6 separate regions of the Homo sapiens genome follow, and all the other regions are linked to region 4. Evidence: chromatin loops called from intact Hi-C (ENCODE). Cell type or tissue: psoas muscle. All regions are shown on one strand.

Region 1 (4,000 bases), 120 kb before region 4:
CATTTTTAGGTAACTCTTAGTTTTTTATAATTGGATTTTAAAACTCTGTACTTTTAGAATGAACTGGTGAAAATGTTAAAAGTATACTTTTAGATAATTATTTGCATCCTTTATTAGTTACTGAACCAAAAGAATACAACCCACAGCTCCAGTGTAAGATTTTTGCCTTTCAAAAGCTGGAAGATGTTGGTTTTGAAATGAAAGTAGCCTGTAATCCCAGCACAGTGCTTGCACCTAGTAGGTAGCTTAACCTACAAAAACTGCATTTTCGGACTCTGTAAACCTAGACAAAGTAGCATCAGCATTGGGGAATGCTGGCCATGAAGAGTGCCAGAGTTTACTGGCTTCCACTCCAGGCTTGGAGCGTGGGACGATGGCGTGACTGGCCAGGGACCTTGTTCTGTCAGTTGTGTGTGCAGCAGCAGGGTCCCCAAAAGCTGCTTGATGGTGCACTGACTCAGAGCCCTGCTTTCACTGTGGCTCACCTCCTGAGTGTCCCCTTTTTAGTTAATTAGGCATCGCCAGGGGCAGGGAACCAAATGGCAATTGAGTGACAATTCCTCACTCCTCTCCTGGCCCCTCAGAGCCAACCATACAATTCGGCATGCACACAGTGTTGGTAATAATAACTGCAGCAGCAGCAGCAGCAGGAAGCATTTCCTACTTGCTTGTGCCAAACTCTGGGCCAGCAGAGAACATAGGATGTTTGAGGATGTTTGAATCTCCCTGGTTCTGCTCTTTTGATGGTCGTTGTACAGGTGAGGAAACTGTAGTTTCACAGAGTCAGGTGGAGTTTATACAGCCACATGCTCTCATAACAGCTCATGAGTGGCAAGGCTCTGAAATTTCATCAGCATGAGTAAAAGCTGTTGGAAATGGCAGTCGGGCCAGGTGCCATCCAAGCACCTTGCTGTTTCCAGGCAGTCGTTTATTAACTGTGACCATTGTGATAATCCTTTCTATCCACAGAGAAGAGCTGCTCAGCCAGCCATCCGCAAAAGATTCACAGAACATCAGGACTAAAGCATCCTTGAGTCTTAACTGTTTGAATTTAAAATTGGAAAGCAATTTCAGGACAAGTTCTGTTTGCCTGACAGTTTCTGGATGTTTTTTAATAAAGGAAACTTGTCTAAGTGTAAGGAAACAGTAAAGGGCTCTGCAGCTCAGCTTTGTGAAATGATATGCAGTGATGTCACTAAAATCCACCTTAGGTCTGAGAGGGGGCCACACCATGGTGTCACTGGGAAGCACAAGTGCACACACATGTGCACACACACACACACACACACACAGAGACATACATAAAGCCCATCTTCCAAAATACTAGGCCTAGAAATAGCACTTTACTTATGACTGTAAAACCAGCAGTCTCATCAGAAAGAGTGACAAAGATGAACAGCCTGTTGGGCTCCTAAAATCTGTGGGCTTCTAACCGGCTATAACACAGAGATTTTTTTTGAGACAGGGTCCCCTCTATCACCCAGGCTGGAGTGCAGTGGCATGATCATTGTTCACTGTAATCTTTAATTCCTGGGCTCAAGCAATCCTCCCATCTCAGCCTCCCAAGTAGTTGGGACTACAGGTGCACACCACTTTGCCCAGCTAATTTTGTTTATTTTTTGTAGAGATAGGGGTCTCACTATGTTGCCCAGCTGGTCTCAAATTCCTGGGCTCAAGCAGTCCTCCCACCTCGGCCTCCCAGAGTATTGGGATTACAGGTGTGAGCCACCTCACCCAGCCATACAACACACAAAATGTTTAAAGGCCCTGTATTAGGTTGCTGGGGCTGCCATAACAGAGGACCTGGAAGTCCAAGATCAAGGTGTCAGCAGGGCTCATTTCTCCTGAGTCCTGCCTGCTTGGCTTGTAGATGCTGTGTCCTCCCTGTGTCCTCACATGACCTTCCTTCTGTGTGTGTCTGTGTCCTAATCTCCTCTTCGTGTAAGAACACAGTCAGATTGGATTAGGGCCCATCCTCCTGACCTGACTTTAACTTAATTACCTCTTAAAAACCCTGTCTCCAAATAAGGTCACCCTCTGAGGTGCTGTGGGTTAGGGGTTCACCATGTACCTTGGTGAAGGGAGGAGAAACAATTCAGCCCATAACACAACCAAACAGGCATTTCTTAACCAGTTGCTCATCTTGTTTCTGCAACTGCTGTGCTAGTTTGAAAAGCAGTAGATGAAGCCACACGGAGGGAGGCACTGGATGGAGAATGTTGCCCGCAGCTTTGAGCAGAGAGATGGCTGCACACCCGGAGGGAAGCTAGAACAACCTAGAGCAAAAATAGTGACTGGCAGGGGTGGGTAACGCCATCTGATTCGTCCAGGGAGACGTGGATTTTTGGTAGCGTGCTTATGAGTCACTGTGTTGTGTCCTGCACTGTGTACAGGGCACGGAGATTATTGCCACCACCGATGACTGTGCAGCTTGAGGTATCGATACACTGGACTGTTCAGAGGAAAAAATAGCTACTTGTTCTTCTATCAAGTAGGGCAGGCAGGAGGACACAGGCAGGACTGCATCCTAAAAATAGCCCCACACCCGCTTGGAGAGCTCCAGCAGCTCAGCCCGGGGTGCATGGGGCAGCTCCTGGTAGAAGCTACTTTTACTTCACCATGAGACTTTGAGAATCTGAACTTGCAGGAAGAGGGTTGTAGTGTATTTTTGTATACTTTTCTGATTTCCCTTAAGCGATGGGGGAGATTGGGTTTTCTCTGTAAGGACAGTGTAGGTTCATGGCTGTTTCTTAGTGGAATGTGCCCATGTGGACACTAAGCTGAAGTCTGAATGAAGGCCTGACACCCACAACCTGGTCAGTGTCTCCCTTCTCATCGTCAGGAAGAGACTCGTCCACACCCAGGTTTAGAAGGAAGGCAGCCTCACTAGTACCATGTCAGAGGCAGATAAGACACCAGCAGAAATGGCTTTTATAGTTCAGGAAACAAAACAGACACTTGTGGCAGGGATTTTGAGCCCCACTTTGGAGCTCCTAGAATCAGAGGTTGTTGCTGCCCTAGATGTGTTGATGTAGTCGGGAGGGGAGAGGACGGCTGGCCACAAGTGTTAGTCCTTTCTTCTCTGCCAGTGGTTCCCAACCCTGGCAGCACATTAGATGCCCTGAGGAGTGTGCAGATTATTTCAGTACCAGGGCTGTCCCCTCAAAGACTCAGACTTTGTGGTCTAGGATCAGGCCCTGACAGAGGCTGGTCCAAAGAGCTCCTCATGATTCTAATGGGCAGCCCGGGTTGGAAAAGCTGCCTGACGCTGGCCATGGTCCACCTCCTCCCTCCCCACCCATCTGGCAGACACAGCCTCACCCACCAGTAACCACAGCCCAGAGCTTCAGAAGTGGTGATAATTAATCCCCCCAACCTCCCCACCCCACCTGGCTCACACTCCCTGTCCTAGGTCAACCCTGACTCAGCGCCTTCAAAGCCCGACTTCTGTAGAGATGCCATCCTAAAGCCAGCCTTCCTCCCTGGACTGCTTATGTAGACTACGAGGGAGTGTAAACCCTGAAAAAGAAAATGTAGGGATGATTCCCTCCACCCTCGATGAGACGCAGCTGCGGAGGGTGGTGTGAGCAGACCCTCCAGAGCCGTGGCTGACAAATTAATACAGCACGGGAATCGAGTGCCTCCCGTCATGCAGGAACTTCCTAGGCATCATTGGGGGATCAGATACACATCAAGTGCCTGCCACAGGGAACGTACCCTCTAATGGGGAGAAGACAAAACCCTTCACATTTGCTTTTGACCTGCCAAGTGGCTTCACAAGTATCTTTTTGTTAATATTTAGGAAATATCCATGGATCTGACAATAGACAGTGGCCTGGGTATATAGTGGGGACATGGGCACAGTGGGGTCCTGGGATCAGCAGGGTCTTCAGAAATTCCAAGTGATGTTCTTAGAGGAAACACTCTACTTAAGGGTGATTGAGACTCGACATTAACATGGGGCATTAGTCACTCAGTGTTTTTTGGAATACGGTTTCAT
Region 2 (4,000 bases), 370 kb before region 4:
AAATAACAGGACCTAGGAATCCTTTCACCCTTTGGCAAGCTCTTCCATGGGGCTCTTCCTTGGACCTTGATATAGTTTGGCTGTGTCCCCACCCAAATCTCATCTTGAATTGTAACTCCCACAATTCCCACGTGTCATGGGAGGAATCTGGTGGGAGGTAATTGAATCACGGGGGCAGGTCTTTTTCATGCTGTTCTCATGATAGTGAATAAGTCTCATGAGATCTGATGGTTTTATAAGGGGGAGTCTCCCTGCACAAGCTCCCTCTTTGCCTGCTGCCATCCATGTAAGATGTGACTTGCTCCACCTTGCCTTTCACCATGATTGTGAGGCCTTCCCAGCCATGTGTAACTGTAAGTCCATTAAACCTCTTCCTTTCATAAATTGTCTTTAGTCTCAGGTATGTCTTTAACTGCAGCATGAAAACAGACTAATACAGACTTTATCCCAATTATCACAGCTCTGGGAGTAGCCTGTGTGCCAGGATCACCTCAGGTGTGAAGATGGCAGAGATGAGGCACTCATCCCCTTCCCTTGCCAAAGATGGGACTGGGTCTCGTCTCAGCTTAGAAGCCAGGGTAGAGGTTCCTCTGGATGGCTCCCAGGGCAGACGTCTCTGGCCTCCTCTCGGTGGCCAACTGTATCTGCTTCTGTTTGAAGGAGCAGGCATCCTTCTCCTGGGTGAAAATCAGCTCTCATGGAAATGGATATGGCTGAAGGGGAGATTCAAGGGCAGGAAAGCGAAAGGAAGACTCAAGTCCAAAGAAGGGCCTTGCTGGGGGCCCTGTGAGGGGGCTCAACTTCAGGCCCATTCTAGGCTTATCCTGAGCAGCCTCCCCATGTGACCTTATAGCAGTGAGGACCCACACTGGAGGCTGGAGATTAGAAACAGACCCCCAAGGGATGGCTCTACAGGGCCCTCAAAGCTCCCAGGAACCATCCTTGATTGTATTCCAGGATACGGGGTACAGTGTCTCTTAAATGGAAAAGTGTGCATTAATGAATGAATGAATGAATGAATGAATGAATACACATCTGTCTGGATGGATGCTCTGGAAGCTTCTTTGTAGCAAATTTCCTCATTGAGGCTCAAGCAAGTCCTCAGCTTCTGTTTGCATCTTGTGGACGCAACTCCTTTATCCAGTAAAGACTGACAGCACTCTGTCACTGCCACTGGGAAAACCCAGCTGACCCTGGCTGGCTTCGGCACGTAGAATCTGTTGGACTTCCGCTCTGTGAACTACATCCAACCTCCTTCCAAAGGAAGGGTGCTCCCGCCTCTGTCTTGGCCTGAGAAGAAGGTCCAGTCTCTTTCCTTAGCATCTTCGGGCTGGTAGAAACCCTGCAGCTCAAAGAGAGGAGGCAGCATTCTCAAACAAGCTCCCAGTAAATTCCTGTGGTGGTAATTTGGCAGCAGATCAACTTACTTTTCATTTCAGTAAAAAAAAAGAAAACCAACTGACAAAGGCAATGGCAGTCTGACCTGTAAGTTTGTTTGTCAAGTCTTTCAATGGGTACAGTTTGTAAAGGATCATGGGGAGATCATGTAACGTAGAGCTAGAGGGAGCAAAAGAGAGAGACAGAGATGATTGCAGCCATGCACACGGAGCCATCCAAGTCCTGCAGTCTTGCCACTGCAGAGATGATGCCGGGCCAGACTCTGACATCTGATGGTGAAAAGACAGAGGGTGCAGGACTGAGAAACACTGTCCAAGGGGGCAGAAAGGCAGAGGGGTGTGGGCCTACCTCCACCTCCCAGACAACGCAATGGCCCTGGTATCTTCAAGGCAGCCCACTTATCCCAGCCCTCTCAGCAACAAGGACCAGCCTGTGAGATAAAAGCCCACAAATGCAGAGCCTGGCTCCCCGACGCCCAGAGGCACCAGCACTGTGAGTGTTTCTGACAAAGCCAGCCTCTCTGGCACTCACTCCTGGCTTGTCCCTAGAGGCCATGCCACCGGCCCTTTATGTGAGGTGAGACAGGCCCATTCCAGCACAGCCTGAGAGGGTGCATGCACCTTCTCTCTTTCCTTTCACCTGGCCCTAATTAGGAGCTGAGTCCACTGTGGCCAATAATGGACATAGAGGAATAGTTTCCCTGGGCCAGGAGGTTGTGCTAGGCATCTGGTGGGCCTGGCAGATGCAGGCGCCCTCACAATGCCCCATGTCAGACCATTCAGGCCCAGAAGGCAGCCTGGGTGATTAATGAGGTGTGCACCTCCCCCCTGAGCACACTGCAGCTCCATTTGGTGCACCTCATTAGGTCTGCTTTGGGGTGGCCATTAGCACACAAGCATGGGCGTGCTGGGGTCACTGGGATGACAGGCAGAAAGCAAACAAGACCCAACACCCAGGTGCACTAAAGAGGCTGACCACATGGGGGCTGTGGGGCCTGGACATCTGTTTGGTATCAAGGTTAAGAGGTAACATTTGCAAAACTAAGAAGCAGGCAGCCTTTGTTTTTGTACTTAAAAAGTAAAATAAAATCATTCATACTTTACATTTCATCCAAACTTCCACTTCTAAAGTTTTGCATTTTAAGAGATAAATCTAATTAGGAGGACCAGACACTAATTTCCAAGGGGCAGTTCCCACTGTGGCATTTTGGGGCTGTAGTGGGTTCCAACAAGGCCCCAGCTCTCAGGGGCTTCGAGACTCTGGCTTCCCCCAAGCTATCTCTCAGTTCCCTCTTTCTGCTTAACCTACTTGCCTGCTCGGAGGATCTAGAAAGCATTTTGACCTTGGACAGCAGAGCACCAGGGCCACTTGCAGAGTCACCTGTGTGATGTTTCTGGGTTCTGCCTTGTCCATCTGTGAAAAGCAGATAACGATGCTTCCTACCTACTTGCCGGCAGGCATGGTGAGTGGGTTAATGAGCTGCTTGTCCAGCTCACAGGAGTGCCCATGTAACACACTGCTCCCAGGCTCTGGGTGCAAAAGCTTTCTTTCGTTAGAAAAACCTGCTGAGGTCTCTATGCAGGGAGAGATTCCATCCGACTCATGTTTTCTGGTCTTGAAAAAAATCACAGGTTTTTAAAAAATATCTCCTGGTTTTGCAGAGTTTTTTCATTCCATTACAATTTGTGACAGACATTGCAAAGACATCTCCTATTAATTATATTTTTTAACAAACAAACCTCCCTGATTTTATTAAACAGTCACCAGCCAAGTGTGCATTTTTCACTGTTGCTATCAATAGCCCCTCACCATGTTCTCATTGTTTTATACAAAAGCAGAGTTTGCTTCAGTATTAATATTGACAAAGAAAGGGTTTTTTCTTCTATTTCATCTCCTTTGCATGAAAACATTTATGTAAATGTATGGCTCAACTGTAAGCAATTGAGGTTACCAACTTAAATTCCACAGCCCAGACCTGAGCTTCTTTAAACACCAGATCTTCTCAGATCCCACCATGGCTTATGTGATCACAATCCCAGCAGGCACAAGGGGCAGTATTGGCTTCTGCTCCTCCCAAGATTCTAGGAGCCTGAGACATGCAAACGTGGACAGAGTCCCTCTGTACATCCTGCAAGCAGTTTGCTTTGTGCCAAAGGAGGCATCCAATATACTGTTAGTAGGTAGGCTGGCTCCGGGTCAGCACATCTAAGAGACAGGGGAGACCGCACGGTGGGTCCATAGCCTGCTCTTGGGGAGAGGCCAGCAGCATTCATTGCGGTGAACAGGAGCTCCAGGGAGATCCTTGAGTCCTCACAACTTTCAGGAGAAGCTGACATTGTGTCAGAACCCATTTGTGCCATTTGGGTTGAGTTTGGGCCATAGTAAACTCCAAGCTCGTTGACAGCAGGAGAAGGGGCATTTTGTATATAGTGATTCAAAATTGGCAAAACAATAAGGAAATTAAATTCAGGTAAAGTTTGATTGTACTTCATTTGCACTTCAGAGGAGGTTCACAGAGTTTCTCCCCATATGCCTCTCCTGCTGTCTACAGTGGCCTGTCAGGAGGCTATTGCTGGAAACAGATAAAAGAACAAACCCTTAT
Region 3 (4,000 bases), 290 kb before region 4:
GTCAGCAAAAGTATCAAAGAACCAAAGAGTTAGTTATTTTAGGGAGGCAAGAAGAAGGATCCTAATGCCCACAAAAGACCACCATCTGGATTCCTCCTGTTCTGTTCAGAATTCTGCCCAAGATCAAATTCACAAAGCCTGACATCTCTATTGGAGATGTGGCAAAAAAGCTGGCTGAGATGTGGAATAACTTAAATGACAGCGAAAGGAGCCTTACCTCACTGCATTAGTCCAGTGTCATGCTGCTACGAAGAAAAACCTGAGACGGGGTAATTTATAAAGGAAGGAGGTTTAATTGACTCACAGTTCCGCATTGCTGGGGAGGCCTCAGGAAACTTACAATCATGGCAGAAGGCAAGGAAAAACAAGCACCTTCTTCACAGGATGGCAAGATGGAGTGAGTGCCAAAAGGGGAAATGCCAGACACCTGTAAAACCATCAGATCTCGTGAGAACTCACTATCACAAGAACAGCAACCGCCCCCATGACCCAATTACCTCCACCTGGTCCCACCCTTGACAGGTGGGGATTATCGGGATTACAATTCCAGGTGAGACTGGGTTGGGGTCACAGAGCCAAACCATATCAATCACCAAGGCAGCAAAGCTGAAGGAGAAGTATGAGAAGGATGTTGCTGACTATAAGTCTAGAAAGTTTGATGGTGCAAAAGGTCCTGCTAAAGTTGCCCAAAAACAAGTGGAAGAGGAAGATGAAGAAGACGAGGAGGAAGTAAAGGAGGAGGATGAATTAAAAAAACTGTTCATCTATTTTAAAAATGCTTTTCTATAATGACTTTGTGTCCTACACCTCTGATAAGTTCAATTAATTTTAGCATTTTTTAATATATTCCTTAGGATTTTCTACTTAATGATCAGGTTGTCTGCAAATAAAAACAACTTTACTTCTTCCCTAAAAAAAAAAAAAAAAAAAAAAAAAAAAAAAAAAAATCACAAAATTGATAAATCTATAGCCAGGATTACCAAAAGTGAGAGAGAGAATATAAATCACAGATATAAAAAATGAGAGAATATTCATTAAATAATGAATCCCTTTGGCATAAGGATAATAAAGGTATACTATGAACAACTCTGTTTCCAAATTTGATAACTTAGATGAAATGAATGAATTTCTTGAGAGACACAAACTACCAAAACTCACACAAGGAGAGAGAGGCAACTTGAATAGGCATGTGTTTATTAAAGAAATTGAATAAATAACTTATAGCCTTCCTAAAAAGAAAGTACTATACCAGATGTTTTCACCAGTAAATTCTAACAAACATTTCAAGAAATAATACTAATTCTTTACAATATCTTCCAAAAAAATAAAAGCAGAGGGAACATTTCCTAACTCAGGTATGAGGCCAGATTACCTTAATACCTAAATCAGATAAAGATGTGAAATGAAAGGAAAACTATAGACTGATATCTCTCATAAATATATATGAAAAACTTCAACAAAATATTAGGAAATCAAATCCATCGAAGTACAAAAAGAATTATACATCCCAACCAAGTGGGATGTATTTAAAACATTCAAGGCTGGTTCAAGACTCAAAAATAAAAAAAAATCAATGTAACCCTCCATATCAACAAGCTAAAGAAAAGAAATAATTTGATCAAATCAATCAACACAGAGAAAGGCATTTAACAAAATCCAACACCCATTTATCATAAAACTCTTAGCAAACTAGAAACAGAGAGGACATCATCAACTTGATAAAAAAGTTATTAAAAGCTGAAAGCTAATATCATATTTAAAGAAAACAGAGTGGAATCTTCCCCCTCAAAATCAGGAACAAGGCAACAATGTCCTCTCTCACCATTCCTATTCAACATTGTGCTAGAAGTTTTACCTGGTGCAATAAAAATAGAAAAAGGAAGAAATGTATATGGATTAGAAAGAAAGAAGTAAAACTGTCTTTAGTCACAGATATAATCTTTTATGTAGAAAAGTCCAATTAAAAACACTTCTGGAACTAATAAATATGTATAACAAGGTCTCAAAAGTCAATTGCTTTCTTTTATACCAGAAATTTAAAAATTAGCATTTGAAATTAGAAAAGAAAATACTGAGATGCTTAATTTTATGTGTCAGCTTGACTGAGCCACAGTGCCCAGATATCTGGTCAAACATTCTAGACTTTCTTGTGAAAGTATTTTTTTGGATTAACATTTAAACGGATAGAATTCGAGTAAAGACAATTACCCTCTATAATGTGGGTGGGCTTCATCCAATCAGATGAAGCATTCAGTAGAACAAAGACTGGCCTTTCTCAAGCAAGAAAAAATTCTGCCAGCAGATGGCCTTTGGAGTCCAACTTCTACTCTTCCCTGGGTCTCCAGCCTGCTGCCTAACCTGCATATTTGCAGTTGCCAAGGCTTCACAATTATATGAGCCAATTTCTTTAAATCTTCCTGTCTCCCCACCCCAAACACACACACACACTCACACACATTGTCTCACACACGCACTCACACACAGAGATGATGATGTTTCTGTTTTTCTGTTTCTCTGGAGAACCCTAATACAAATACCATTTACAATAGCACAAAAAATGAAATGATTAGGTATAACTATAACAAAAATATGTATAGGATATGAATGCAGAAAACTATGAAATGCTGATGAAATCAAAAACTAAATAAATGGACAGATATTCCATGTTCATGGATAGGAAGACAATATTGTCAAGATGTCAGTTCTTTCCAACTTGATCCACAGATTCAAGACAATCCAGACTTTACTGGACTACTTTGTAGGCATCAATAAACTAATTTTAAAGTGTGTATCAAATGGCAAAATAGTTAGATCACACAACACTAAAGAAGGAGTAGGAGAAGAAGAAGGAGGAGGAAGAACAATAAAGCTGAAGGACTCACAGTGCTCTATTTCAAGACTTACTATTAAGCTACAGTAATCAAAACCTAGTGTTGGCAAAAATAAATAAATAGGTCAATGTAACTAAATAGTCCATAAATAGAGCCACACAGATATAGTTAACTGATCTTTGATAAAGGAGCAAAGGCAATTCCATATAGAAAAGACAGTTTTTTTTAACAATTGTGCTAGAAAACTTGGATGTCAATATGAAAATAAAACCCTAGCCCTTACACATGTCACAAAAAATTAACTCAAAATTGACCATATACCTAAATGTAAAACACGAAGCTATAAAACTTCTGGAAGAAATGACGAGAGAAAAAACTATAAGACCTGGCTTTTTTGAGGTGGTTTTATATACAACATGAAATGATAATCCATGAAAGTAAATTGAACTGATAACTTGGAATTTATTAAAATTTAAAACTGCTATGTAAAAGATACTTATGAAAATAAAAATACAAACCACAGAATGGGAGAAACTATTTGCAAAACATATCTGTTAAAAGACTTGTATTCAAAATATACAAAGAAACTTAAAACTCAACAATGAAAAGAGAAATAACCCAACTTTTCTTTTTTAGATTCATGGGGTACACATGCAAGTTTGTTACATAGGTATATTGTATGGTGTTGAGGTTTCGGCTTCTAATGATCCTGTTAGCCAAGTAGCAAACATAATACACAATAGATAGTTTTTCAATCCTGTCCCCCCATTTCCCCTTTTTGGAATCCCCAGTATTTATTGTTCTCATCTTTGTGTCTATGTGTACCCAATGTTTAGCTCCTCTGTAAAAGTGAAAACATGCAATATTTGGTTTTCTGTTTCTGTACTAGTTTGCTTGTGATAATGGCCCCAGCTGCATACATGTTGCTGCAAAAGATATGATTTTATTATTTTCATAGCTATGTAGTATTCCATGGTGTATATGTACCACATTTTCTTTATCCAATCCGCCATTGTTTGGTATCTGTGTTGATTCCATATCTTTGCTATTGTGAATAGTGCTATGATAAACATGCAAGTGCAGGTGTCTTTTTGATGGAACAATTTATTTTTCTTGGGGTATATACTGAGTAATGGAATTGCTGGGTTGAATAATAATTCTAGTTTTAC
Region 4 (4,000 bases):
GAGAATGACTCCAAGCTGGAAAATGCTGAATGTTGTTCGGCACACCTGCCAAGGGTGTCTTTTGTGCTCAAGGAATGCTTTTGACTTGATCAGAGCCCACACTCTGTGATGACAGCTGTTAACTTGATAAAGTGCAAATACATTTGTCCAGGAGAAAAGATGACCCCAGAGGCCACACTCTTACTCTCGGTAGGCGATGGCCCAATTTTGCATGTCCGTGGCCAAGATATCCCAGCGTCTCTTTTCTGACGGACTGCATAAATCAAATGCCCATTAAACCAGCTCCACCATCCTGCTGCTCCCCTCATTGCTGAGTGAAATGAATCTTCAACGAATTGTTGGCCACACTTCACTATATTTTAAAATTATACTCAGGCCCCGTGATAGCATGCTTGTGTTTACCATGTTCTGCATACACTGCAAACCAAGCCATGTTTAAAAAAAATTATTCAGTAAAAGTCTGGCATTATGATTTATCTATAGACTAATATATGTCTTGTCCCCTAATACCAACATCGTGTCTTAAAAAAGTAGGCTGAGCGTGGTGGCTCATGCCTGTAATCCCAGCACTTTGGGAGGCCAAGGCAGGCAGATCATGAGGTCAGGAGTTCAAGATCAGCCTGGCCAGCATGGGGAAACCCTGTCTCTACTAAAAATACAAAATATTAGCCGGGCATGGTGGCAGGCGCCTGTAATCCCAGCTACTCGGGAGGCTGAGGCAGGAGAATTGCTTGAACCTGGGAGGCAAAGGTTGCAGTGAGCCGAGATTGCACCACTGTACTCCAGCCTGGGTGACAGAGCAAGATTCCATCTCAAAAAAAAGAAAAAGAAAAGAGGCTGGTCACAGTGGCTCACGCCTGTAATCTCAGCACTTTGGGAGGCCGAGGCGGGTGGATCATGAGGTCAGGAGATCGAGACCATCCTGGCTAACACGGTGAAACCCCGTCTCTACTAAAAATACAAAATAGCCGGGCGTGGTGGCGGGTGCCTGTAGTCCCAGCTACTTGGGAGGCTGAGGCAGAAGAATGGCATGAACCTGGGAGGCGGGGCTGGCAGTGAGCCGAGATCGCGCCACTGCACTCCAGCCTGGGTGACAGAGCGAGACTCCGTCTCAAAGAAAAAAAAAGAAAAAGAAAGGAAAAAAGCAAGGAAACAGCTTGTTGGAACAGGACTGAGGCAGCAGCCAGCTGGAACCCTGCCCTCTGGGAAGGCTGCCACCAGCTTTGGTGTCCTGAGCGACACCACCAGACTGACTGGGGGCATGTTTCACGTTTCAAGTCCAGTGACAGTGCCATTTCCATATCTGTAAAACCCAGAGGAGTCAGCGCTATTCTGGGGAGTAGCCATGGTGGCATGTCCTCTCAGGTAACCCTAATTTGGACGGGAAAGGAGGCATCCCACAGGAGTGTCTCCAGGGAGGACCCGATGTGAGGGGAAGCCAGGCAGTCATCTCAGGGAGAGTGCAGGGGACCTGGGCTCCGGCCTCACCTCAGCCCTCTCTCAACAGCAAAGCAGGTGGATAGGGGACCTGTAAGACCCAGCTGTGGGGGAGAGTCTTTTGCAAAATTCCTAGAAGCAAAGCCATGTTGTCCCTCAAAACCATTAGTCAAAGAGCCCAACAGTGTTCCAAGAAAGTCCTGGTTTCTCACAGATCTTAGCCACCTGACATTCAAGAGCAAAGTTTCTTCCCAAAGCCTCACCCAGTCACTCCATCCTTTCCACCCCGGCAACCTTCAAGGGCCAGCATGCCCTGCAATGTTTCTTTTTCTCTACAATCACTTCCTCCTTGAGCAAAGTTTCTTCTGATTCATGGCAACAAGAAAAGAAAAAACATTTGCCCTTCCTATATCTCTCTCCGCCTAAACGATGCCAAATGCTACACAAAGAAAAAAAAGAAAGAAAAGAAAAGAAATAAACAGGATGTGCCTTAAATTACAAGTGGATATTGAATGCTCATCAGTTTGAGAACACTCTGTGATCCAGGGTTGCAGTGGAGAAACACAGGACAGAACCCTTAAGACATGTGGCGAGAGAGAGACAGACAGAGAAACAGGGACAGGGAGGTTTGTTTAAAGGCATTGGTTTACTAGATTATCAGGGCTGGCAAGTTCAAATCCATAGGGCAGGCCATCCAGAATGCAGGCTGGAAACTCAGGCAGGAGCTGTTGCTGCCACCTTGAGGCAGAATTTCTTCTTTCTCTGGGAAACCTGTTTTGTTCATAAGGTCTTCCATTGACGAGATGAGACCCACCCACATTTTTGAGGGTAGCCTTCCTGACTTAAAACCAATTGATTGCAGATGTTAACTGCAGCTACAAAATACCTTCAAGGCAACTCCTGAATTAGTGTTTGATTAAATAAGTGGATACGAGAACTTAGCCAAGTTGACCCATGAAACTGATGATCACAAAATACAGAATTAAACTTCCAGCGTGGTGGTGCGCACCTGTAATCCCAGCTACTTGGGAGGCTGAGTGGGGAGGATTGCTTGCACTGAGGAAGTCAAGGCTGCAGTGAGCTGTGACTGCACCATGGCACTCCAGCCTGGGCAACAGAGTGAGATCCTGTCTCAAAAAATAGAAAAGGAAAAATTAACCTTCCAACTAGAGTGTGCATCATTCTCCCTGCCATTTTGGGCTGCCCAGGCAGGCGACACTGACTGGCATCTGAAGAGGCACAGGGCAATGGTGTCTGAATCATCCCCAGGCAGCAAGACACACACAGTGAGCTCTCAGCCCCTGCCCCATGGGCCCTCTGAATATGCATGGAAATAAAGGAGAACTCTGCCTTCCAAGACTCCCAAACAAAGTAAGAGACCACAGGTTTAGAGCTCAAGAGATGGTTTCACCTCTTCTCGCTCCCTGTCCAACCCCATGTATGGCTGGGAAACGGAGGCCTGAGCGGGAGTCCATGTGACTCTCCCAAGTAGCGGCGGATGCAGGACTGGCCGTCAGGCCCACATCATGTATTCTATTTGAAAATGCTGCTGTCCACATGACTACAAACCCCACGTGACTAGAGCCACTAGTTCCTCTTTACCCTGGTTCAGTTTGAAGTGACAAGGATTATTCAAATAATCCCCCAACTCCCTTCACCTCAAAAACTATCCATATCAAATCAAGAAAAATATCCATTGAACGTCTCTCATGTGTTATAGCAGGGTATTGATTTCAGAGAAGTTGGGATTTGCAGTCCTCAGGAACGATGTCTCTGTGCACAGGTGGGGTGTACAGGGGAGTGACACAAGAGCCCCCAGATCTGCTGCGCCCCACCCTTCACTGGGGAGCTGGGTACCATGAGCTGTGGAAGGTGACCCAAGTGCGGGCTGATGCCCTGCAGTCCCAGCTTTGTGACTCAGGGTGAATGCCCTTCCCCATCCATCCTCTAAAATGAACAGGGAGGGCTAATTGAGCCCTAAAATTCTGTGTGTTGGCAGATAATGACATTCTTCTGTGATTACAGAAATTTATAGTTGTTATATTTTTCTGTCCATGACATCTCTTTGGTTTTAGCCATGACTTATTTGCTGCCACATCCTCGGTATGACAGGAGATCCCCAATCACTTTATACCATCCATTACTTCCATTGTTCCTTTGGGAAAATGCTGCCTGCTTTCCAAAGCAGTTTCTAGAAATGCGTTGCACAATGCCTGTGGTGTCTGTGCCCTCATCCGTCCTTGTTGCCTGGTGAAAGAGCTTCTGTGACTGTCGGGAGGATCATCTGAGAGCTCTCTGCCACCCGTGGCTCCCCACAGCAATGGTCCTGAAGGTGCAGAGGTGTGGAAGGGCTGGAGAAAGAAAGGTCCCGAAGTTACACTGCCTCCGAGTCACCTCCATGTCACCACAGATGCCACGGTGGGGAGGTGGGGGTGACCAAAGGGAGCATTCCAAATATTTGCAAGCACACCTCATAAACCACTGCACTCACTTCCAAAGAAATCAATCCTCTTGGTAGTTCCTGCGTGTCTTGGAAGCTTTTGGAATGTTGGAACGTGTTCAT
Region 5 (4,000 bases), 1.1 Mb before region 4:
CATGGGATCAGGTTAGATAACTGCCAGTCACTCAAGACAGCTGGGAGCACTTTCATGCTGAGTGGCATCTGAGGCTCCAGGGAGATTGAGTGGAGGTGTCACGTGCGATAGTTCACTGGAGCTGTTCTGATGAAAAGGGATGTGAGAAGGGCAAGAGGTGAAGTGGAGAGACCTGTTAGGAGGCGACTGCAACAGGTGGAGCTGGGAGCTGACGGTTGTGAGGGTGCAGATGACAAAGGGCAGATGGACTTCACATCTATTGGGGTAGAATTGATGCTGTGTTCATGAAGTTCCGGGGAAGAATCAGGGAAGACGTCCAGGTTACTGAGTTGAGCACCTGGAGTTGGGGATAGATGCACACAGGTTTAGGAATTACAGGTGGTAGGAATCACGACTCGAGCTTTCCATTTGGGACATGGGAACCATAAGACCTCCAAGGAGAGGTGGCAGGGAACCTTTACAGGAAAAACTATATAGAAGGGATGTGACAGAGCTTTGGAAGTTGATAGCATATGGAGACTACTTAAAGCTCTGTGTGTGTATTTCTGCGTTCACCTAGGGAGAAAAATAACTTCCCCCCAGTCCCTCCTATAATTTGAAGTGCCATGGGAGAGGGAGAAGATGAAAGACGGGGCAGGAGGTGTTTTGGGAGGAAACTTGTCAGTCATGTATTGTCCAGGCACTTGGCTACCGATGTGGCTGGAAGCTGCAAGGTCAGGTGAGGTGAGTGACCTTGGTGAGCATCTCCCACATACTGATGGGCTTGGAATGGGTGGCACAGGGAGTGGGAAGTAAGGAAGAGAGAAGAGCAGGGCGTGGTCCACTGAGTTTGTGGAAATTGTGCTTAGTGAGTGGATTTGTCAGGTGGTTCAAACATGTTAAACCTCAGCAGTCGTATGTGTTTTTAATTAATGGAGAGGAGGGGCACTGTCGTTTATTAGCACCCGTGCTGACTTTTGCTTGCCATACTTGTTCCTTGAGTTTACTTGGCAGCATCCACTCCATATGAACTGATGACGACAAATAATAGGCTTGAAGTTGCCCACTGTACTGTGTTATCCCCAGAGAGTGGAAAGGTTTTAAGCTGTTATTAATTTCTAGTACCGAAACAGAACATTATTTTAACGTTTTATTACTTGAACCAAAAAAAAAGACTAAAACTGTAAACACAAAAATGAACACTTTTCAGCCTGGAGTTAGATGAGGCTTTCAACTGGTGCTTGGCGGCTCAAGCTGGTTCCCCTGCAGCTTGATAAGCCTTTCAGTGCAGAGGTAAGCAGGAGACACTGAATCAGGCTGCGCTGGGCAAAGGCAGAGATTCTCGGAGCGTCTGCACATGATGGTATTTGCGTGGGAAGCCAGGGCAGCAGTGAAGAGGGTGAAAATGGTCAACAGAGTGTGGACGGACAGCAAGATGATTACACACTTCGGAGTGTCATTTTTCACAGAGAAAGTACTCTGTTACATTGTTTGTTTTTTAAAATAGGATGTGGCAGTGTAATTCAGCAAGTTCAATATTTAAGGAACATGAAATAGAAATAAATTCATACCTGGACTTGGAAAGAACTGCACTGTAGCCATTAGAGGGCACTGTAGACTCACCCATGAACAAACCATCCGGAAGAGACAGGGAACCTTAACTGGAGAGGTCGTCTGGGTGCAGAATTTGGCGCTCTGAGAGCCTTTCTATCAGGGAAGCATTTCCATTCACGTTTGGGGTGTTCCTTGCACTTCCTAGGGCCATTATTAATAAGTAAATGGGGAAAATGTGTGGATAGAATAACATGTAAAGTTCGTGTTTAAGAGCACATTTCAAAAAAGAAAAAAGCAAATACTTAAGTCCTTTGATCAAAAAACAACAAGAAGAAAGGGAAGGAAGGGAGAAAGAAGAAAAGAAAGAGAAAGAGAAAAAGAAAGGAAGGAAAGAGGAAAGAAAAAGAGAAAGAAAAAAAGAGAAAGGAAAGAGAAGGAAGGAGGGAGGGAAGGAAGGAAGGAAGGAAGGAAGGAAGGAAGGAAGGAAGGAGGGAGGGAGGGAGGGAGGGAGGGAAGGAAGGAAGGAAGGAAGGAAGGAAGGAAGGGAAGGAAGGAAGGAGAAAGACAAGCAAGTGACCAGGTGAGTAATTGGTAGTGGCAGTGAAGTGAATGGCAGGTTGTGTCACTCTCCTCTGATGAACTGGCAGGCAAAGAAACTAGTCAATTAAGTCATCCTGCCCACATTGAACATTACTTTTTTCAAGCATCCCTGACGCATTATCTTGTGTAGAACCATATTACAAAGAATTTATAGTGCGAATAGAGCTCACACCTGGAAATCTAATCAACCGCCCTCATTAAGACTTAGGATGCAACAATGTTTCAATGAGGGGTGTTTTAAAAATTTAGGAGAAAGTTGAAAAAGTCAGATCTATAAACTTGTAAATGCTTTCCTCTCTTGCTTGCTTCCATCTACCTGACGCTTTCTCAAGGAAATTCAGAGTGCATAATTGTGAAACAAGAAGTTCATTTTCTTGCCCCTCCAAGGGGAATTTTGAGGAATTAAAGCGCCCTCACTGTATTGTAGTCAGTTTGTTTTGCACAACGAAATAGGTTCTGATGACAGAGGCAAAAACAGAAGTGTGAGTGAAGAGCCATAAAAATGATATAATTCAGTTTTCTATGAAAATGAATGCTTTTGCTTGCTTTCATGAAGAACTTTGTGTTTTTGTGAAGGACGTTAGTACCTTGGAATGCCTTGGCTCAGGCCACCTTGTCTTCCAAAGCACACAAGATGTGTCTCATCAGGGTGTCAAGGTGCCAGCGTTCACCCTGGAGCCCAGCTCTCATCAGCCATTCTCTTAACTGCACCTTTCGCGGGGCCTGTCGGCAGTGGGGAGCCTAAATCACACCTGGCTTCTTAGGACTGGAGATTCTAGAGCTTCACCCAAAACCCTTGAGTTTGAAACTCCGGGGGTGCCTCCCGGTGACATGGATGCCCCCAGCAGTTGGGTAGACACTGCCCAGTAAGTTCTCTGAGCATTGCGGCCTGCTCTGTTCTGCACCCGAGGTCTGCTCACCCTCCCCCTGCCTGAGCGGCCTCTGCCTTCTCAGCTGCTTTCTGTCTTCAGAGGGTCACAGCTCTGGTCTCTAGATGGCTTTCCCCACCGTCCCATCCCTTGATCCATTTCCATGGAAATTTGGAAAGAGGAGAAGGTAAGCTGTTCACTGCCTTCCACCACCTTGAACTGAATCCAGTCCCTAGCTGGTTTTGTTTTTAATTTTTCCCATAGTCTTTAAGAATATTACTTTTTCCTTAACAGTCATCAATTGCTGCTCTGAGATAACCTCACCCTAAATTACGAGTACACAACTGAAAAACTCAAAAGGGAAGGCGAGGAGCTGAGAATGTAAACCCTCAACTACCAGACCTTCCACAGCCATAAACGGACCCTCCTAGGTATTGTTTCTCTGTATTAATTATTGTTATACTATATCCATTTTAATAGTTTCACTTGTAATGCAATATATACTATTCTTGAATAGCCTCCTCTTGCCTGTGTATTATTGTATGCATATAGCAAATTAAACATTGAAACGGGTCGGCACTGGAATGCCCTCTCCCTGTCGCCCAGGCCCTGTTCTCCCGGGGCTGCACTGACTGGCGGGTCTTTGGCTGCCCTCGCAGAGATGCCCGGGCAGATGGAGGTCTCAGGGCTGAGGACACCGCCTTCGTAGCCCCGCCCTGGCGGCCCCGCCCGTAGCCTGAGGCCCTGAGGCCCAGCGGCCCCGCCCCCGCAGCTCCGCCCCCGCAGCCCCGCCCCTGCAATCCTGGTACCCGAAGCTGCGAACCCGCAGCGCAGGCCCAGCCTCCGCAGCGCCATCTCTGCAGCCCAGTCTCTGCAGCCCCGCCCCCGCAGCCCCACCTCCGAACCCACAGCCCCGCCTCCGACTCTGCAACCCCGCCCCGCAGGCCTGCCGGCAGGTGCCTAACAGTGACCTCGCCGTGCTGCACTCCCTGCGCGTT
Region 6 (4,000 bases), 690 kb before region 4:
CTGCAGGGATGGATGCTCTTGCACCTGCGCTCCGGGAGCAGAAATGATGGGGAGCTTCTGACCCTGCTGCATCCTTGGTAAGTTGCAAGGTGGCGCAAAGATTTGGGATGTTGAACAAAAGTGGTTTTCTAAACCTTTTTCAGGTGTCTGCTGGGACCTCTGTGCTTGTCTGGAACTCCTGAGGCACTTTCTAGACAAGCTGGGGTGTGGTGGGCAAGATCCCAAGATCCAGGTCCCTCTCCCATCTCCCACGGAGCACTGGCTGTTTATCCCCAAATGTGCAGGTGTCTGTACCAGTCTCTCTCTCTCTCCATCTTTCTTCCCTCACCTCACTTCCCCCAGTCATTCCAATCTAGACCCCTATTCTCCAAATAAGTTTTTGATTTTAATATCCTGTGAGAGGAAAAATAAACCCTGGATCCCTCAAGTAAAGTGATCAAAGCTGGCCTTTGTACTAATTACTTATTCATTGAAAAAATCATCATGTTCTATGATATTTAAGTATTAAGCACTATTTGAGGGAGAAAGAATTAGTTATTGATCCTGTCTCCCAGGTTTCCACCATCTGGGGAGAGAGATAAGATATCCAAGGAATCACCTGCCTCAGAGGAGAGGAGCCTCCAGCCCTGGAGCAGCTGGAGAGGCCCAAGTTGGCCTTTAGCCCAGGGCAGGGGTCTTATGTAAAACAGCAAGAGGGGACTTTCTGTAGCAGGGCTGTGCTCACCCTGTGTCCAGAGAGCTGGGGAATGGGTTTTGCTGAATGGAAGGAGTTACTGGAATGAGGGTGTCATGGGGCTGAGATGAGGGTAAGGGTGGAAGGGGGGTGGCGGTGTGTGGGTTTTTCCTTCCATTGGTGCAGAAGCAACAGTATCTAAGACAGTGACCAGGGCCTTGGTGGTCCATGATTGCAAGGTCTTGGGGGACCCTGGAGGGGATTCTGGGGATGCCCAGGGTGCCGGTGGGATGGCCCAGGGCCCTCAGCCCTTTGTGCAACTGTCCCTTAGCATCCACTCCATCAGCCTTCTGGGCCACCACAACCAGAGCACCCAAACCCAGATGCCAGCAGCAGCTGCAGTGGCCCAGCTGCCTCCTGAGAACCTCCTTAGAAAGAGGAATTGGAGCATGGAGGCCCTTATGGTATAAGGGGGCTCCCGCACTGCTCTCACCCGGTAGCCCCAGCATCGCTGGCTCCCAGGGTGGCCCCAGGGCTGTGGCAATCGTGGGTCATCTGGGCCGTGCCTCCGTGTTCATGTGATTTTTAGGGGGTTCTGTTTCCTCCTTACTCACTAATCGGAGCTGGCTAAGGTGGAGGATTCTCATGTCCTGAAAGGTCAGGTTTTAAAACAGAGTTCAAGGGTGCTGTCTGAATGAAACAATCTCTCTCTCTCTCTCTCTGCCTCCCCGCTTATTTTCCCCCACCCCTCCCTCCCTCTCTCCCTCCTTTCCTGCCCTCCCTCCCTTTTCCACAGTAATCTGCTCCAGGACTTGGGGCTCCATTTCAAGACTCTTCTAACCCTCTCATTGCCCTCCCTAATTTGTTCCTATATTTATTTATTCTGAAATCACTGAACATTGCTTGGGCTGCAGGGACCAGAAGTCACAGGCCTTGGCCCGCAGACCTACGGTCGAGACGGGAGAGCCGGGCCCACGCCACGGACTGCAGCCTGCCGTGGACACGTGAACTGGGCCAGGCGGCCACGAGGCCGAGGGAAGGGGTGGTGTCCGCACCTGCGGAGCCTTGGAGACATTTCCCCAGGAGATGCCACTTGGGACGCCCCTCTCTCCCACACCCTCTGCAGGGCGTGGTCCAGGGGGCGTTCCTACGGCAGAGAGGAGGGTGGGGGGTACATGGCCTTCATTTACGTGGGTCTCGAGTCACATGGGTGACATTTCTGGTTTTGAGATTATCTGATGGACTTGCTTTCTCACTGCTCAGGTTTTCCCTGGAGACACGAGCTGCGTTTCATCCACACAGCAAGGCCTGGGGGATGGCAGGTTCCTTTCTATTCTTCCCAATTTTCATTGTCCCCTCAATGCGTCAACATCCACAGGGCTTGCAGAGGCTGTCTCTGAAGCATCACGAGCCGGTCCCAACACGAACGTGGAGGAGCACGCAGCAGCATTTCCTGCAACACCAGCCTCGCTTTGCTGGCGCACAGACCCAGGCATCCGGCCGGGTCCCCGCAGCCCGTGTGCCCGCTCCCGCCTCCGCCAGCAGAGGGAGCGCGCGGCCCCGCCCAGGCACCTGGCGGTGACACCTGCCAGCTTCAGCTCCTGCCCATCAGCGCTGTGCCAGGGGTGGGAAGGGGTGGTGGTGGTGGCGGGGGCGGTGGGGAAGGGGAGTCGCTCCCTTTACCCCTGCCGTCCCGGGACCTCCCCGTTTGAGAACCAATCACTGAGCTGAGCGGCGACGCTGGCTTCCCACCGACCACTTCGATTTCACCGGAATGCTCGAGTGGGGCTACAGTTCCACCTGCAGCCCTGAGAGCTCTCACCTGCCCTCGAGGACGGGTCCTGTGGGCCCGGTGGACTCCCAAAGCGGCGCGCTTCTTAAAGAGTGAGCAGTTCTCTCCCCCTGGATGCTTCATGCAGGGAATGGAAAACTCCAGAAAACTGAGGGGTCTGGATGGAAGCTTTGGTGGGGCGTCCTCCACCCACCCGGTTTCCATCAATAATCCCCCACCCCTTACCCAGGTCCCTGCATTGCTTGATTTTTGCTTTTGAGTTTTTCTTTTCTCTGTCCTTATGTCCCTAGTAACTGGATCATAACGATGAATTGTAAATAACTCAAGCATCGTTCTGTCTCTATTCTTACAAATAACTATACTACAACCACCAAACTTAGGCACCAGAAACTGGGTTGAGCACCAATGTCAGTGACACGTAGAAGTCATTAGGTTTCTCAGTCCCTAAGATAAAGTGGTCATTTTTTAAAATTATTTTGGTTCATTTCTGACAGACTGCACCGAGTCAACATCCTGAGAAGTTTCCTAGGTTTCTTTTTTCTGTTTCTTCCTCATTTTTCTGAACTGCAGATAATTCCTCAGCCCCATGACATTGGCTTTTAACTGTGATTCATGAGGTAATAAAGGAATCCTTTATTCAAGAAGCCACTTATCCTGCTGAAAATTCCTTCTTTATTAGCTTTCTCATTATGAGCCTCAGCAGTCATCTGTTTCTTACCAGCCAGATTCCTTATCTCTCCAGAGAGGGATGGGAAAGACATATAAACGGTATAGGAGCCAGATTGGTAATTTGTCAAAAACTCATGAGGAAATAAGTCCAACTTCTCGATTATCCTGGGGAATATTCCAAGGCCTGAAGTCTCAGAATACATAGGCAGCACAATGCTGTGTCTCCTGTGAGATGTTGGTTACAATTAATCGCCTTGGGTGGGTTTTGGCTTAAGGTATTTGATTTGGAGCAACTCTCCAAATCACAATGGTAAAACTCCCCAAGATCGAATTCATCCAAGACCTTCCTTGCAGGCAGGCCATAGTCACAGCCTACCTAACTGGGGAAATTGTCAGAGTGCATTTCCCTGTGGATGCTGAACAAAGGACTGAAGGCTCCTCACATGACAGAACACAAACTGTGACAAGAAACTGCTCAATGTGTGTCATGTCTGGGCTTAGCCTGATCCTGCATGTGCTCTCTGTGTGCAGGATTCCTTTTATTTCTGTGGCAATCTCTTCCTCTGACCTTACAGGCTTATAGATGTTCCTGAGTTGATGCATAGCAACCCACAGATGAAAGAGTGGGTGGAGCTGAAATATATGGGCAGAAGGTGACAGAAGGTGACTGCTATATCATGGGAGAAGATAATACCCCACATGAAATTATCTGTTTCACCATATACACAGAAATGGTGCATATCTGCTAGAAAGCCAATTAGTGATTCAGGAAGTCAGTCCCTCTCTCTTTCTCTCTTGAAATTTAGGGATATTATATTTTATTTTTTCCATTTCCAACTGATCATAAGAAATGGAAATGAGACCTT

The links. Hi-C counts contacts between places; a loop is a spot of excess contacts. Peaks named below come from ENCODE experiments on the same cell type or tissue, not always from the same donor. Only the 100,000 strongest peaks of a DNase experiment are listed, where the experiment ranks them.
Region 1: a loop joins it to region 4, with 2.7 times the contacts of the local background. A loop is called at or near these places in 13 of 110 quality-filtered maps.
Region 2: it touches region 4 in a loop (2.7-fold over the local background); 2 of 110 quality-filtered maps call a loop at or near these places.
Region 3: a loop joins it to region 4, with 4 times the contacts of the local background. A loop is called at or near these places in 30 of 110 quality-filtered maps.
Region 5: it touches region 4 in a loop (7-fold over the local background); 67 of 110 quality-filtered maps call a loop at or near these places.
Region 6: a loop joins it to region 4, with 6 times the contacts of the local background. A loop is called at or near these places in 22 of 110 quality-filtered maps.

What each region holds. Positions count from the first base shown.
Region 1 is chr5:6,452,442-6,456,441 of GRCh38, forward strand. The region is part of intron 1 of UBE2QL1 (ubiquitin conjugating enzyme E2 QL1); the gene reads left to right. It overlaps LOC105374639 (a long non-coding RNA gene), which reads left to right. Exons shown (of 2, transcript XR_007058679.1): 1 at 1-4,000. Among named protein-coding and RNA genes, the nearest start is that of UBE2QL1, 5.6 kb to the left of the region's middle. In psoas muscle, no CTCF peak of the experiment used is centred here; DNase peaks (open chromatin) are centred at 390, 890, 2,430 and 3,298; H3K4me3 peaks cover 3,499 bases; H3K27ac peaks cover 4,000 bases.
Region 2 is chr5:6,200,455-6,204,454 of GRCh38, forward strand. No RefSeq gene overlaps it. Among named protein-coding and RNA genes, the nearest start is that of LINC02145, 130 kb to the right of the region's middle. In psoas muscle, a CTCF peak has its summit at 2,347 (motif pointing right); no DNase peak of the experiment used is centred here.
Region 3 is chr5:6,289,876-6,293,875 of GRCh38, forward strand. It overlaps the pseudogene HMGB3P3. Among named protein-coding and RNA genes, the nearest start is that of LINC02145, 45 kb to the right of the region's middle. In psoas muscle, a CTCF peak has its summit at 2,315 (motif pointing right); no DNase peak of the experiment used is centred here.
Region 4 is chr5:6,574,922-6,578,921 of GRCh38, forward strand. No RefSeq gene overlaps it. Among named protein-coding and RNA genes, the nearest start is that of LINC01018, 5.2 kb to the right of the region's middle. In psoas muscle, a CTCF peak has its summit at 2,171 (motif pointing left); a DNase peak (open chromatin) is centred at 1,200; H3K27ac peaks cover 1,979 bases.
Region 5 is chr5:5,490,961-5,494,960 of GRCh38, forward strand. No RefSeq gene overlaps it. Among named protein-coding and RNA genes, the nearest start is that of ICE1, 70 kb to the left of the region's middle. RefSeq lists silencers at 3,823-3,872, 3,913-3,992. In psoas muscle, a CTCF peak has its summit at 1,562 (motif pointing right); a DNase peak (open chromatin) is centred at 3,781; H3K4me3 peaks cover 726 bases.
Region 6 is chr5:5,884,870-5,888,869 of GRCh38, forward strand. No RefSeq gene overlaps it. Among named protein-coding and RNA genes, the nearest start is that of LINC02145, 450 kb to the right of the region's middle. RefSeq lists a silencer at 2,212-2,281. In psoas muscle, CTCF peaks have their summits at 2,224 (motif pointing right) and 2,426 (motif pointing left); a DNase peak (open chromatin) is centred at 2,222; H3K4me3 peaks cover 287 bases.